Linked DNA regions of Homo sapiens: region 2 is linked to region 1. A link is an interaction called in ENCODE POLR2A ChIA-PET data of the cell type or tissue named here. Cell type or tissue: A673. All regions are shown on one strand. Links, peaks and the distances in the headings refer to the core of each region. The heading gives the core; the rest is flanking DNA.

The links. Peaks named below come from ENCODE experiments on the same cell type or tissue, not always from the same donor. Only the 100,000 strongest peaks of a DNase experiment are listed, where the experiment ranks them.
Region 2: POLR2A ChIA-PET joins it to region 1 with 16 read pairs; 7 of 35 experiments call an interaction of 5 or more read pairs at or near these places.

The regions. Positions count from the first base shown.
Region 1 is chr9:87,339,531-87,346,361 of GRCh38, forward strand. No RefSeq gene overlaps it. Among named protein-coding and RNA genes, the nearest start is that of DAPK1, 150 kb to the right of the region's middle. In A673, for the core only: no CTCF peak of the experiment used is centred there; a DNase peak (open chromatin) is centred at 3,371; H3K27ac peaks cover 2,500 bases.
Region 2 is chr9:87,479,702-87,486,532 of GRCh38, forward strand. No RefSeq gene overlaps it. Among named protein-coding and RNA genes, the nearest start is that of DAPK1, 15 kb to the right of the region's middle. In A673, for the core only: no CTCF peak of the experiment used is centred there; DNase peaks (open chromatin) are centred at 2,380 and 2,890; H3K27ac peaks cover 2,461 bases.

The sequences.
Region 1 (6,831 bases), core at 2,100-4,599:
TGGGTCTCCCAAAGTGCTGGGATTACAGGCATGAGCCACCATGCCCGGCCCCAACATTTTAAATTTTTTAAGAGAAAAACTGTCGAGCAAATGACCTGAATAGTTTGCTGGCACTATTTTACAAGAAAACAGAAGCAGTTCCTGCATACCATGTTCTATTCTAACTCTTGCAAGGAAAAGAATTTAGCCAGTGTTTCCTTTATTTTAGAGCAAAATCTACTCACTGTAAGATCTTCCCCATTACTGCACCCAGACTCCCAGTTCTCTTTCTTTATGGCCCATATAGGACCCTCACACCTCCACCCACTACCCGCATTGCCTTTATGAAAAAGCAGACCCTGATCTGGCTGGGCTCAGTGGCTCACGCCTGTAATCCCAGCACTTTGGAAGGCCAAGGCAGCCAGATCAGGAGGCCAAGAGAGCGAGACTACCCTGGCCAACATGGTGAAACCTCCACTAAAAATACAAAAATTAGCCGGGCATGGTGGCTCAAGCCTGTAGTCCAAGCTCCTCGGGAGGCTGAGGCAGGAGAATCGCTTGAACCCAGGAGGCAGAGGTTGCAGTGAGCCGAGATTGTGCCACTGCCTGCCAGCCTAGTGACAGAGCAAGATTCCATCTCAAAAAAAAAAAAAAAGCAAAGCCTGAAGAAACAAAAATCCACCATGCACCGCAAAGACAGAGAGACCCTGCTGCTAAGCAATGTCACTTTGTAGACCAGGCACAAGCAGTCCTTCATTTTGTTAATTTCACCTTGCCTTGCTGTTCCCATCACCTGGGGTATCAAAAAGAGAAAGGAAAAAAGCAAGTGGGCGTGGCAACAATAACTTGGATCCCTAGAGTATACACCTCCCACCCCCTCACCCCCAATACTTCCCATTTAATTCTCAAAAGCAGAGGCAGCACCAGGCCTAGGCCATGCACCCCGGCTCTAGCAAAAGCAGAAAGCACTACAGATGAGGTCAATCTGAGAGGCAGTCTTCATCCCGGCCTCAGGCATGGTTATAAAATGTTTGCAATTTGGAAAACGTGGATCACTGATGTGTAGCAAGGGCAATAAATGCTTTTCTCCCACAGTTGTTGTGGAGCTCCATTCTCCCAGCCAACCCTGAGCAGACTTGCTCCTTCCCTAGGATGACAGTATTCTTTCGTCACAGAATGTCTATAAGAATGAATGTGCAGAGTACATTTTTTAAGGTAAATGCCCTAAATGTGTGGTTGAAATCAACATTTTCAAGCTGTCAAAAATAAGAGATAAGTTGTTCAAGTTTAAGAGTAAACAAGGATTTATAACAACATTAGTGAGAACTTCCTTTCTATTGCCTTACATTAAGTCAAACAGTGATCATTTTATTCAATATCCACCTCACTTAAGGAGATAGGAATGATTGCTCCTTCTTTTTTACAGATGAGAAAACTGAGACTTCATCAGGTGAAGCAACTTGTCCAAGGACATGCCACTAGAAAGAAGTGACCTATGATTCAAGCCCAGGCAATCTATTACAGAAAGCCCCACTCTTCACTGCCCCACTGTGCTGTCTTCCAAAGAGCATGAATAACTAGACTGGATATTTACAGACTGTTTTTCTTTAACAGGCAAGATGGACAAAACTGTTCAGAAGTGGTTGTTTGTGCCTATCTAAAGGACTTCCTGCCCTAGCAACATTTGGTCCACATCCCTAAGCTCTTCTTTGCTTTGACTCAATTTATCTTCCAAAGCCGAAGTCACAACAGGATGATCTTCCTTCAGAGAACCCCCAGAAAGTTGTGTTTTCATCAGCCAGAAATTCCAGAGAACTTGGGGGGAAAATCCCGAGGATTTCAGAACAAACTAAGCAGCTAAAGCAGAGATTCCGGGAGACCTTTCTGACAAACAAGCGTGAGGTGTTTGCTTCTCTGCCCTGTGTTGCTTGAAGAGAATGCTGTGCCTGGCTCTTTTAACTCTAAGAACCAAGGACTCAATAAGTTGATGTGAGTGAGGGAGGCCATTGCAGGACACCAGAGAACAGCCATACTCATGAAGAGAGAGAAACCCAGATATATCCTAGAGACAGCAGATGTCTGCAGACTGTTTCCTCCTCCTGAGAAGTCCCTGGGCACCTCCCAGCCTCCCTTGCAGCTTGGTTCAGATCATGTAACTGAGTTCTAGCCAATTCCAGTCCTGATCCTTAGAAACATCCCTTCAGCTCCTGCTTCCCAGTCTTAACATCTTGGGCACCAACCATTCCAGGTGGTGTAGCTACAAGAAGGAGGCAGCCCTACTCATATTGGAATTTGCATAAGAAACAGATAAATCTTGATTATGTTAAGCCACTGAGATTTCAGGATGAATTTGTTACAGGAGCATAATCTAATCTATCCTGACTTCAGCGCAGGGCAAATTAATCACCTAGAAGGTTATTGAAAAATATATTTCCATTCTATTATAAAGATGCATGCACGCATATGTTCATTGCAACACTATTCACAATAGCAAAGACATGGAATCAACGTGAATGTCCATCAATGATAGACTGGATAAAGGAAATGTGGTACATATACACCATGGAATACTATGCAGCCATAAAAGGGAACAAGATCATGTCCTTTGCAGGGACATAGAGCTGGAAGTCGTTATTCTCAGCAAACTAACACAGGAACAGAAAACCAAACACCACATGTTCTCACTTGTAAGTGGGAGCTAAATGATGAGAACACATGGACACATTGTGGGGAACAATACAAATTAGGACCTGTGGTCAGGGAGGGAGAACATCAGGAAGAATGGTTATTGGCTGCTGGGCTTAATACCTAGGTGATGGGTTGACCTGTGCAGCCAACCACCATAGCACACGTTTACCTATGTAACAGACCTGCACATCCTGCACATGTACACTGGAACTTAAAAGTTAAAGAAAATAAGAAATAAAAATTTTTTAAAAAAGAAAGGTACTTAAATATATATAGAGAGAGATAGATTTCTAGATTGTCCTCCCTGATGAATTTCTTGGGGCACAAGAATGAGGGAACAGGCTGAATTTGAGGCAGGTACCCTAGGGCTGGTGTATGAGGTACAAAAGAAAAAGAAAAAATATCTAAGAAAGAAGCTGTATGATTTTTGTGATGGTTTGGAGGAGGCACTGGAGAAAGAGAAAAAGAAAGGAAAAAGAAAGAAAGAAAGAAAGAAAGAAAGAAAGAAAGAAAGAAAGAAAGAAAGAAAGAAAGAAAGAAAGAAAGAAAGGAAGGAAGGAAGGAAGGAAGGAAGGAAGGAAGGAAGGAAGGAAAAGAAATGGAAGGAAGGAAGGAAGGAATGGAGGGAAGGCAGGCAGGCGAAGATGACCCAAGGCTTCCAGCTCAAGAGCCTGAAAAAATAATGAGATTGTGGGAGTCTGCCAAGTTCTTTTTCGAGGGAAGGAGGAGTTTGACCTCAGGGTGCCGGTGGTGCAAGCTGGAGTGCATCTGTGCAGCTGGAAATGCCCTCTGGGATGTGAGGAAGGCAGGCTTGCCGATGAGGGACTGGGCTGGGACTCCTCCACGATGTCTGGGCTCCCCCAGCAGTGAGCACACAGAAAAAGGCCAGGAGGTGAAGGCCCGAGCACAGGGGAATGGCAGCAGCTGAGACTCCGAGAAGGTACCAGAAAAGGAGCAGGAATGAGAGTATTTGGAGCACACAGTGCCAGTGGTTACAGAAAGCAGCCACAGGGTGGGGAAGGGTCGCGAAGAGGCCCCTCGCCCAGCTTTGGTTTAACCCTACCTGCTTTTCATCCCTTGCTAACCTCATCAGCACCTCACTAACCACTTGCCCCATCTGTGCCAGGCTCCTGCCCGGAATGCCTTCTCCTTGCCTCCTCTCTCCCTAAATCAAAGCCCAGAACAAGCTCTGCTCCCATCCTTGAATTCTGGATAGCCCTCATGGTGCCGTCTCTGGACTGACACAGGTTTTGTCTCGGTGGTTAATTTCTGTCTTTCCCGGTAAAAGGGAGAGGAAAACACCTTTACAAATTTATATTCTGCTTTTAGCCAAATAGGAGAAGGGAAGAGAGCTTTTCTTGTATCTGCTTCCTCTCCACTGTCTTCAGCTCAATATAATCCTTATGCCAAAATGGCATAATTGGGTGTGGAATATTTTGCTGCCCTACACAGGGAAGAGTGTGCTCTTGGGCAAGGCAGCTGTCTGTAGCTGAGGCCACCCAGAAGGAACCAAGAGCTGAGAACTGTCCGCCGACATCACCTCCAGTAGCACGGGCAGCAGGTCCTCTGTGAATGGGGATGTGGGTGGTGCATCTCCAGCCCACTATACATCCCCTCCATTTGTTATCCAGTGCTTTGAATTTTAGGATCTCAGCTCACATGAGTGAAGCTGATATTTTGTCCTGGCTTCCCAGGGAGTCTCCAGCGGTGACTCCTTTCCTGGGTTGTGTGACCAATAACCCGGTCCAGCTCACCATTCCCTAAAGGGCTTCCATCTTCATCCAGCAGCCAGCAGGGCTCCTCCAGCAGCTCCTGGCTTATTCCAAGTAAGTACTGGGTGGGAATAATGAAACTGCCCAAGTTTGTCAACAAGTCCCAGGCTGCAAGTCTGGGGCAGATGGAGTTACTTGCTAAGCAGAGTAGGTATACGAGGGAGAGGGAGGAAACCTTTCTTCTTCCAAGCCCAAGCCCTGGGAGGGCTGAGCTGAACTAGAAATGACAAGCACTCTGGTCATGTCTGAACATGCACAGATGGAATTTTAAGCACATAAAATGTTGAAGCACTAGTGCCAAAAGCCAGCTTTAGCAACAGATTTCTGCTGGCCCTCTGAGGGCAACAGGAACAGGTGAGCCAATGTCTCAGCAACGTGATGTCTGTCTACTCTTGTGCCTGGAGGAATGTGGCTCCTTAGAAAGCACCCGTGGAAATTTCTTCATGTGAGGAAGATGATACAGGGGATGAGAGAAAAGCCTAATGTCCTTTGCAGTTGGTCCCTCTCAGCCCATCCAAATCTAAGACAGAGACTCTTATTTCCTTCCCCATGGCCCTCTCTAGGTGTCTAGACCCAGACTCCACTCTCCATCTGGGGAAAATGGAAGCAGAGACTCTACACTTGGGTTAAGTCAAATGAGGACTAAAAAGGCTCAGAGTCCAAACATGTGACATTCCTGCTGAACAGATATCAAAATGAGCTGTGAAGTTGTGACCGTTATCAAAATGCGGTCCTCACCAGAAGCCAATGGGAAGTGTGATCACATTGTTCCACTACACAGGTGGCTATCAGATGCTTCTTAGCTCCTACATGGATGCTGGTGATTGACGATGTTGGCTCGAGGGGGAGGCTGGTGATTTTGAGTTTTGATGGCACTCCTATACGTAGGGTTCACTAGGGCCTCATGCTTTCCCTACAGACCTTACGAAGTTCTCTCCTTTTCCACTTCTCTGTCCAGGAAGTTTGCTTGTTTGGTTTTTGTGGGGTTTTTTCCCCCTAGTGGAAAGAAGAAGAGGAAACCCTGGTTCCCATATTATTTGTGTTCTCTCAAATCTACTGTGTTGCCCACGATGCACAAGACTGTTGCCCTCTTTATTTTGTATATCATTCTAAGAGCCTCTTCTTTGAAAACATGAAAGTTAAGGGGAAAAACATCATTTCCCTCTGGCTCTGGCCTCATCTTTCTGTGCAGTGGTGGTATTGGATGCCCCAGCTGTTTCTCAAATTAGGCAGCAGTGGGAAGGGGGCACATAGTAATGGGGACTCTGGGGGAAAAGCACATCCATTAACTTGAAAAGAGGATCCTGGCTGCATGCAGTGGCTCATGCCTGTAATTCCAGAACTTTGGGAGGCCAAGGTAGGAGGATTGCTTGAGCCCAAGAGTTTGAGACCAGCCTGTGGAGCACAGCAAGACCCCACCTCTACACTTTTTTTTTTAATTAGTAGGGCATGGTGGTGTGCTCCTGTAGTCCTAGCTACTTGGGAGGCTAAGGCAGTAGTATCGCTTGAGCTCCGAAGTTCGAGGGGAAGTGAGCTATGATCACACCACTGTACTTCCAGCCTAGACAATAGAACCAGACCCTATGTCTAAAAACAAACAAACAAACAAAACCATGAAGAGAGAATCCCACCACTTTGAAAATGTCTGAGTCAGTAATTGTCATATACCTCTCTGCATAGTTCCCAAAATAACAGTCATTTTAGACCAATCAGGATTTTCTTTGCACAGCCTATCCTAGCCTGAGGAGAGCCTCCAAGAAGGGCCCTACATCCTATCAGTCACCAAGGTGACTCGCCGCCATCTTGAAGGTTCTCCAACATGGAGTCTTGTGCCCCAGGTGTGAGTGGACAAGGGTCACCCTGCTGACCTTGTTGCCACAGCAGAAAGGAGTGGCTCCAGGAAGGAGCTGACCCAGGGAAATTTGGACCCAGTCACAGACCGTGCAGGGGGGGCCACAAATATGCTCTCTTTCTCCCCTCAGCTGAACACCATTGAATCTCTTCTCTTTAGCATTAAAGAATAATAATAAATAAAAGCAAAACAATTCTTCAGTGGAAGATGCACAGCCTAAACTAAATTAAAATTGCACCTCTGTCCCCAGCTTTACCTTGGTGCATTTACTTTAACTCTCTAAATCTTTGTGTTCTGCAAAACAGAGCTGCTAATCCCAGCTACACAGAGTCAATTCCAACAGTGAATGCAGTGCTGGCTCTTTTCCCCCACGCATATGGGAAAGGACACATGGGTTGTTCTGTCAGAGCGTGACTCTTAAATTAACCACTCACCAACTGCTGCCCCACTTTACAACCAAACAATGCCATCCACCCACACTGTCAACCTTCTGAGGGCAAACTGAAACCATAGCAAAGCTCACAAACCAAGAAATAGCTC
Region 2 (6,831 bases), core at 1,458-3,957, 140 kb after region 1:
GGCTGGTCTCAAACTCCTGACCTCAAGTAATCCACCCACCTCGGCCTCCTAAAGTCCTGGGATTATAGGCATGAGCCACCGCTCCGGGCTGAGATTCTTACAGCATAGCTGATATCAGAGTGCATCTCTCTCTCTCCCCTCTCCCCCAGGACTCTGGAGCCATGAGTAACACCAGGCAGGAGAGCACCCAGGAGTGTGTGGTTTCTGTGGTGGCTGGGCCACTGCAAGTTTCCTTGGCCACGTGACCATTCTTAGCCCAGGAAGACGACTCCAGTAGTACTTTCTTCACTTCCCCTTTCACTTCTCTTGTTCACCAATGTTAAGGGACCACCAGTTTTTAGAGATTCACCCACATTGTGAAGGTGGTGAGGTCATGTTGCCACTTTGACAATGACATGGCATTTAATTTTTAACCAAACCAAATACAGCATTCTGTCACTCGGGACAACCTTTGGAGACAGCTCCAAGGAAGTCTCCCCTCATGTTCTGCCTGCCGGATTAAACAGGAGTCTTGTTGAAGAAAACATGAAACAGGGAAAGTTAAGACCTCAGCAGTCATAACTGTTAATAAAACATGAGACTGCAAGAGGTGATGTTAGAAAAGAAACTTAATGTCCGCCTAGGTAATCATATCTTCTTATCGTGGGACCAAAGCATAAATGTAACTCATATATGTTTGTCCATTAAAATTAAGTGGTGGATCACATCCCCATCCCTGTAAATACTGGTTTGGACACCTCCAGGGGAAGGCAGGACAATGGGAAATTATATACATAAAGGCAAAGGGACCAATTGAAAACTTCCATTGCTAGATCCTCACATGACCTCTTTGAGGTCACATCCTATTTATAATAGGCAAAGCATAACCCTTCAGTGCCAATTAACAAATGCTTTATTAGGGTATTTGCGTGTTTATAACCATTGAATAATGTCCTTGCAAAGCGGCATCTTGCTGTCTATTTTCAGGTACTTAATTAATGGCCTTGCTCCAGGATAAACACATCCTGTGTTAAATAAGACGATGAAAGCTTATAAAAAAAATGCATCATGCTCTTTTTTTTTTTTTTTTTTTTTTTTTGAGATGGAGTCTTGCTTTGTCGCCCAGGTTGGAGTGCAGTGGCGCGATCTCGGCTCACTGCAAGCTCCGCCTCCCGGGTTCAGGCCATTTTCCTGCCTCAGCCTCCCAAGTAGCTGGGACTACAGGCACCCACCACCACGCCCGGCTAATTTTTTTGTATTTTTAGTGGAGACGGGGTTTCACCGTCTTAGCCAGGATGGTCTTGATCTCCTGACCTCGTGATCCGCCCACATCAGCCTACCAAAGTGCTAGGATTACAGGCGTGAGCCACCACACCCAGCCTCATCCTCTATTTTTGGCCTTCATGTGTGGTAATGGTTTCAGAGATGTATGCTTATCCCCAAACTTATTGAGATGTACATATTACCCATGTACAGCTTTTTATGTCAACCAGACCTCAATAAAGTGGTTTTTAAAAAACTGTTTCTTGCATGTCATTGCATTAGACATTGCCCTTCAACACAAAATTGTAAACAATTATTTTAAACAAAACTATCATAGCAGCCATTGAGAGGATGTTAATTCTGCCATTTCTCCTACAACTCATTCAGCCACACTTGGAAGATTTTAAGAGGATACACATACCATAAATTAAATACAAGATGTTATGTTCTATCACACACATCAATATGTACTCTCTTTCAAGAATTCCAAGAGCACTCTCTATATCACTTTGAAGAAAATTCTACAAATCTTTTCTTTAAAAGAAAGCTTGGCCCTGTGTGGTGGCTCATGCCTGTAGTCCCAGCACTTTGGGAGGCCAAGGTGAGAGGATTGCTTGAAGCCACGAGTTCAAGATCAGCTTGAGCAACATAGCAAGACCCTGTCTCTACAAAAAAAATTTTTTTTAATTAGCCAGGCATAGTGGTATGCACCTGTGATCCCAACTACTCGGGCAGCTGAGGTGGGAGATCAAGGTTGATCTCCCACAGGCTACAGTGAGCTGTGATTAAGCCACTGCACTCTAGCCTGGGCAGCACAGTGAGACCCTGTCTAAAAATAAAAATTTTAAAAAAGCTTTCTTGTAATTTATTTGTTTTCAGAGTACAACTAAATTATATTTAGCACATTTTGCAATTCCTTTTAAAAGTGATTGTCCTCGGTCAAAAGCATGTATTGAGTTTTCCCCAATCATGTGAATCATTTTAATTCAAGTATTTTGGTTGCTTCTGTTTCTAGGTTACCATTTGTACAGAACTCACAGTTCTCTATAGCTAGAAGATTGAAAGGCCTGGGTTTACCTGATGACAGATTTTAACAATATTTGGTTGCCTCTGCCTTGTTATCAGAATATTGAGAAATCCACCTGGCTAATCCTATTTAATATTACAGAACACTCCAAAGGCAGGACGTGATATGTTAAACATTTGCAATGCTGCTTAGAAGTCTGCCTTGCTGCGATCATATTTTTAAATGGTTTATTTCACTGTCAAAATACAATGCATTTAGTCATCATTAAATACATTTTTCTCTGCTTCTCGGCAGGTGCACAGCTTATTGGTCATGGGGAAAATTTGTCACGGTGCATAACTTAAAGGTGCCATAAAGTTTGCACCTTCAGGAACACCTATGCATTGGTGCTCTTAAACAGCTTGCAGTGAGTTTTAGAAGCCAATGGATCTAATTTAGCACTACTGTGATCCTCTCTGAAAATAGAACTGTTATGTTTTCAATTAGCATATCTTTAATCAAAAGCTAGAGAAGGAAGGGAGGGAGGGAGAAAGGAAGGGAGGGAGGGGAGGGGAAGGGGGAAGGAGGGAGGGAGGAAGGAAGGAAGGAAGGAAGGAAGGAAGGAAGGAAGGAAGGAAGGAAGGAAGGAATATCTAGGAAAAAAACAATTATTTGACAGTTTTACTTAAAAGTGTCCCATATGTAGAACATTCTGCTCAGCTGTGGGACACTGAGCAGTAATAATACAAGGCACATTCCTGAAGAACAGTGTGTTTTGAGAGATGAGACAATCAAACATGGAATAATAAAGGTTATTTAAAGGAACACATATTTAGGAGGTTAATTGCATAGAAATAATTAAAGGGTCATAGAAGTTTAGAGAAGAGAGATCAATGTAGACTATAAATATGAGAAAAAGTTTCAAGAAGAAAACAAGACAGGAGCTGGACCTAAGGGATGCTTAATATTCTTTTTTTCTTTTTTTTTCTTTTTTTCTTAAGATGCAGTCTCATCTGTCACCAGGCTGGAGTGCAGTCATGTGATCTCGGTTCGCTGCAACCTCCGCCTCCTCGGTTCGAGAGATTCTCCTGCCTCAGCCTCCCAAGAAGCTGGGACTACAGGCGCCTGCCACCACACCCAGCTAATTTTTGTATTTTTAGTAGAGACGGGGTTTCACCATGTTGGCCAGGATGTTCTCGAACTCCTGACCTCGTGATCTGCCCGCCTTGGCCTCCCAAAGTGCTGGGATTACAGAAGTGAGCCACCGCACCCAGCCACGGATGCTTAATATTCTAAGAGAAAGTTTCCAAATTTGGGAGTACTCTGGTATATACAGTCATAATTTCCATAGAAGTGGTATTACCTATATTTATATCTGCCTAAATTGCCTTAGAAATAGCACATAAACAAGAATGTATCCCTGTGGCTATATTCAGAACCATGGAGCTGAAAGATATACAAAGTAGTCTGCCAATATTTAGTGTTTCTTGTTGTTCTCATGTCCCTGGACAAAATAAGATTCAATAAGTTAGGGAACCCTGGCACTCCAAATTCCTGCCTTGGAGCACCCCCTTGCCTAATATCCTATTAAAGGTCTGAGAAGTTGTGTTGAAAAGAAACTGTTTGGTTCTTTTTACTTTAGAATTCCCCAAAGCTTATCTGACCGTGGAATGCTTTTTTTTGCTCACAGATCACTTCTGTTAGCATGTCAAAGAATGGAACGCCATGGAACACAGTTTAGGAAATAGTGATCCACAGTAATAAGAAAATAAACAATCCACTAAAAAATGGACCAGAGACCTTAACAGACAAAGATGGAGAGATAAGCTTATCAAAAGATGCTCCACAGCATATGTCATCGGGGACATGCAAACTAAAACAATAATGAGATACCTCTATATTGCCTGTTACAGTGGTCAAAATCCAGAATGCTGACGATACCAAATTGTGATGAGGATGTGGAGCAACAGGGACTCTCATTCATTGCTGGTGAGGATGCAAAATGCTTCAGCCTCTGTGGAAGACAGATTGGCAGTTTCTTGTGCACCAAACATAGTCTTACCCTAGGATCCAGTAATCAAGGTTTATGGTATTTACCCAAAGGATTTGAAAATGTATGTCCATACAAAAAACCTGCACACAGATGTTTAAAGGAATTTTATTCATAATTACCAAAACTTGGAAGTAACCAAGATGTCCTTTAGTAGATGAATGGATAAATTGTGGTACATCCAGACAATGGAATACTATTCACTGCTAAAATGATATGAGCTATCAAGCCATGAAAAACCATGGAGGAACCCTAAATGCTTATGACTAAGTCAAAGAAGTGTATCTGAAAAGGCTACAAACTCTGATTTCCACTATGACATTGTGGAAAAGGCAAAACTATGGAAACAGTGAAAGAATCAGTGGTTGCTGGGTGTTAGAGAAGAGGGAGGCATGAACGGGTAGAGCATGGAGAATTTTTAGGGCAGTGAAACTGTTATATATAACATTATCATGGTGGCTACAATTATAAATTTGTCCACATTCTCAGAATGTACCTAGTAGGAGTGAACTCTAATGTAAACTATGAACTCTGGGTGACGATGTGTCAATGTAGATTCATCAATTGGAGCAAATGTACTCCCACTATGGTGGGAGATATTAATCATGGGGGAGACTCTGCGTGTGGGGGCAGAGGTTATATAAGAAATCTCTGTATCTTCTGCTCAATAATACTGTGAACCTAAAACTGCTCTAAAAAACAATCTATTCGCTATGTGCAGTGACACATATCTGTATTCCCAGCTATTCAGGAGGCTGAAGCAGAAGGATAACTTGGGCCCAGGAGTTCAAAGCTATACTGCACCATGATTGTACTTATGAATAGCCACTGAGCTCCAGCCTGGACAACATAGCAAGACCCTGTCTCAAAAAAAAAATCCAGTCAAGTAGGCATTATACACCAGTGAAATCTGGTTCACATATGTGTTTTGTTTGCCACCTTACCTACTTATATTATCTGTCTCGTACAAAGTTCTGTCTAAAAAAATTAAAAAAGGAGAAATCGGTATTGAGAGCTATTATGCCATTTGCTCAAGACCCCATGGCAGAGTTAATGGTACAGTGAGCCATAGAAGCCAAGTCTCCTCAACTCCAGTCTCCAGCTTGTTCTACAAGCTTATCTATGTACTGATACTCTCAGAAAGACAGATGAACAGACTGGAACAGTATCAAAACTGGTCTGGAGAGGAAAAAAATAGGAGCCTAAAGTCTAACCTACTCAAATATGGCCAAATACAAGTAAAATTCTAAAAACTTGATTAAAGAAAAGCACTATGTGATTTTTAAAGTGTAAAATTGTTCAAACGCATACAGATGGTCCCAGTAAGAATTTGCAATCACTAACCAATTCCATAGGAATATCTGGTCCACTTTTTTCCTTTTATTATTTATTTATTTATTTTGAGACAGAGTCTTGCTTTGTTGCCCAGGCTGGAGTGGAGAGGTGCAATTATGGCTCACTGCAACCTCTGCCTCCTGGGCTCAGCAACCCTCCTACCTTAGCCTCCTGAGTAGCTGGGACGACAGACACATGTCACCACGCCTGGCTAATTTCTGTATTTTTTGTAGAGACAGGGTCTCACTATGATGCCCAGGCTGGTCTCAAACTCCTAAACTCAAGCGAACAGCCCACTTTGGCCTCCCAAAATGCTAGGATTACAGGCATGAGCCACTCCGCCCAGCCTGGTCCACTTTTTTAAACCAAACAAATCTCTTATTTCTCCTTGGGAATGGGTGCACTTCCACCTTATTCTTGCTTTGAAATGACAGACATTAAAATGAATTACGGTTGAATGCAGTGTATGGAGAAAAATCCAGTGCAGTCAAAACATGTGAGAGCCACAGCTCCCACTTGTCATCTCTTTTTGTTTCTTTCTTTCTTTTTTTTTTTTTTTTTGACGGAGTCTCGCTCTGTCGCCCAGGCTGGACTGCAGTGGCGCAATCTCGGCTCACTGCAAGCTCTGCCTCCTGGGTTCACGCCATTCTCCTGCCTCAGCCGCCTGAGTAGCTGGGACTACAGGCGCCCACCACCACGCCCTGCTAATTTTTTGTATTTTTAGTAGAGACGGGGTTTCACCGTGTTAGCTGGGATGGTCTTGATCTCCTGACCTCGTGATCCGCCCGCCTCGGCCTCCCAAAGTGCTGGGATTACAGGCATGAGCCACTGCACCCGGCCGTGTCACCTCTTTTTGGATTGAAGTTCCTGTGATCCATGCTGCTTGACAGTTGCCTAACAACTGTCAATTAACCATTAACAAGCTGTCAACTATTTTAAGTTTTGTCTTTTTTAACATTTTTAAGTGTGATTCCTTCTTTTATGTCTTTAATCATTTTAAGCATTCTTATTTTACAGTCTCTATCCAATTGTCCTGTTATCTGAAGTTAGTGGGAGTGAAAGTACATTGGTTATTTATTAAATCTGCTGTACCTAATTATGCTACATTGGTTCCTCAAAGGTTTTGCAGTCTTCCATTGTGAGCTCATCTTCAATGGGGCTTGGTTATTCTCCCTGGCGTGAGATGAGGACAGGTCTC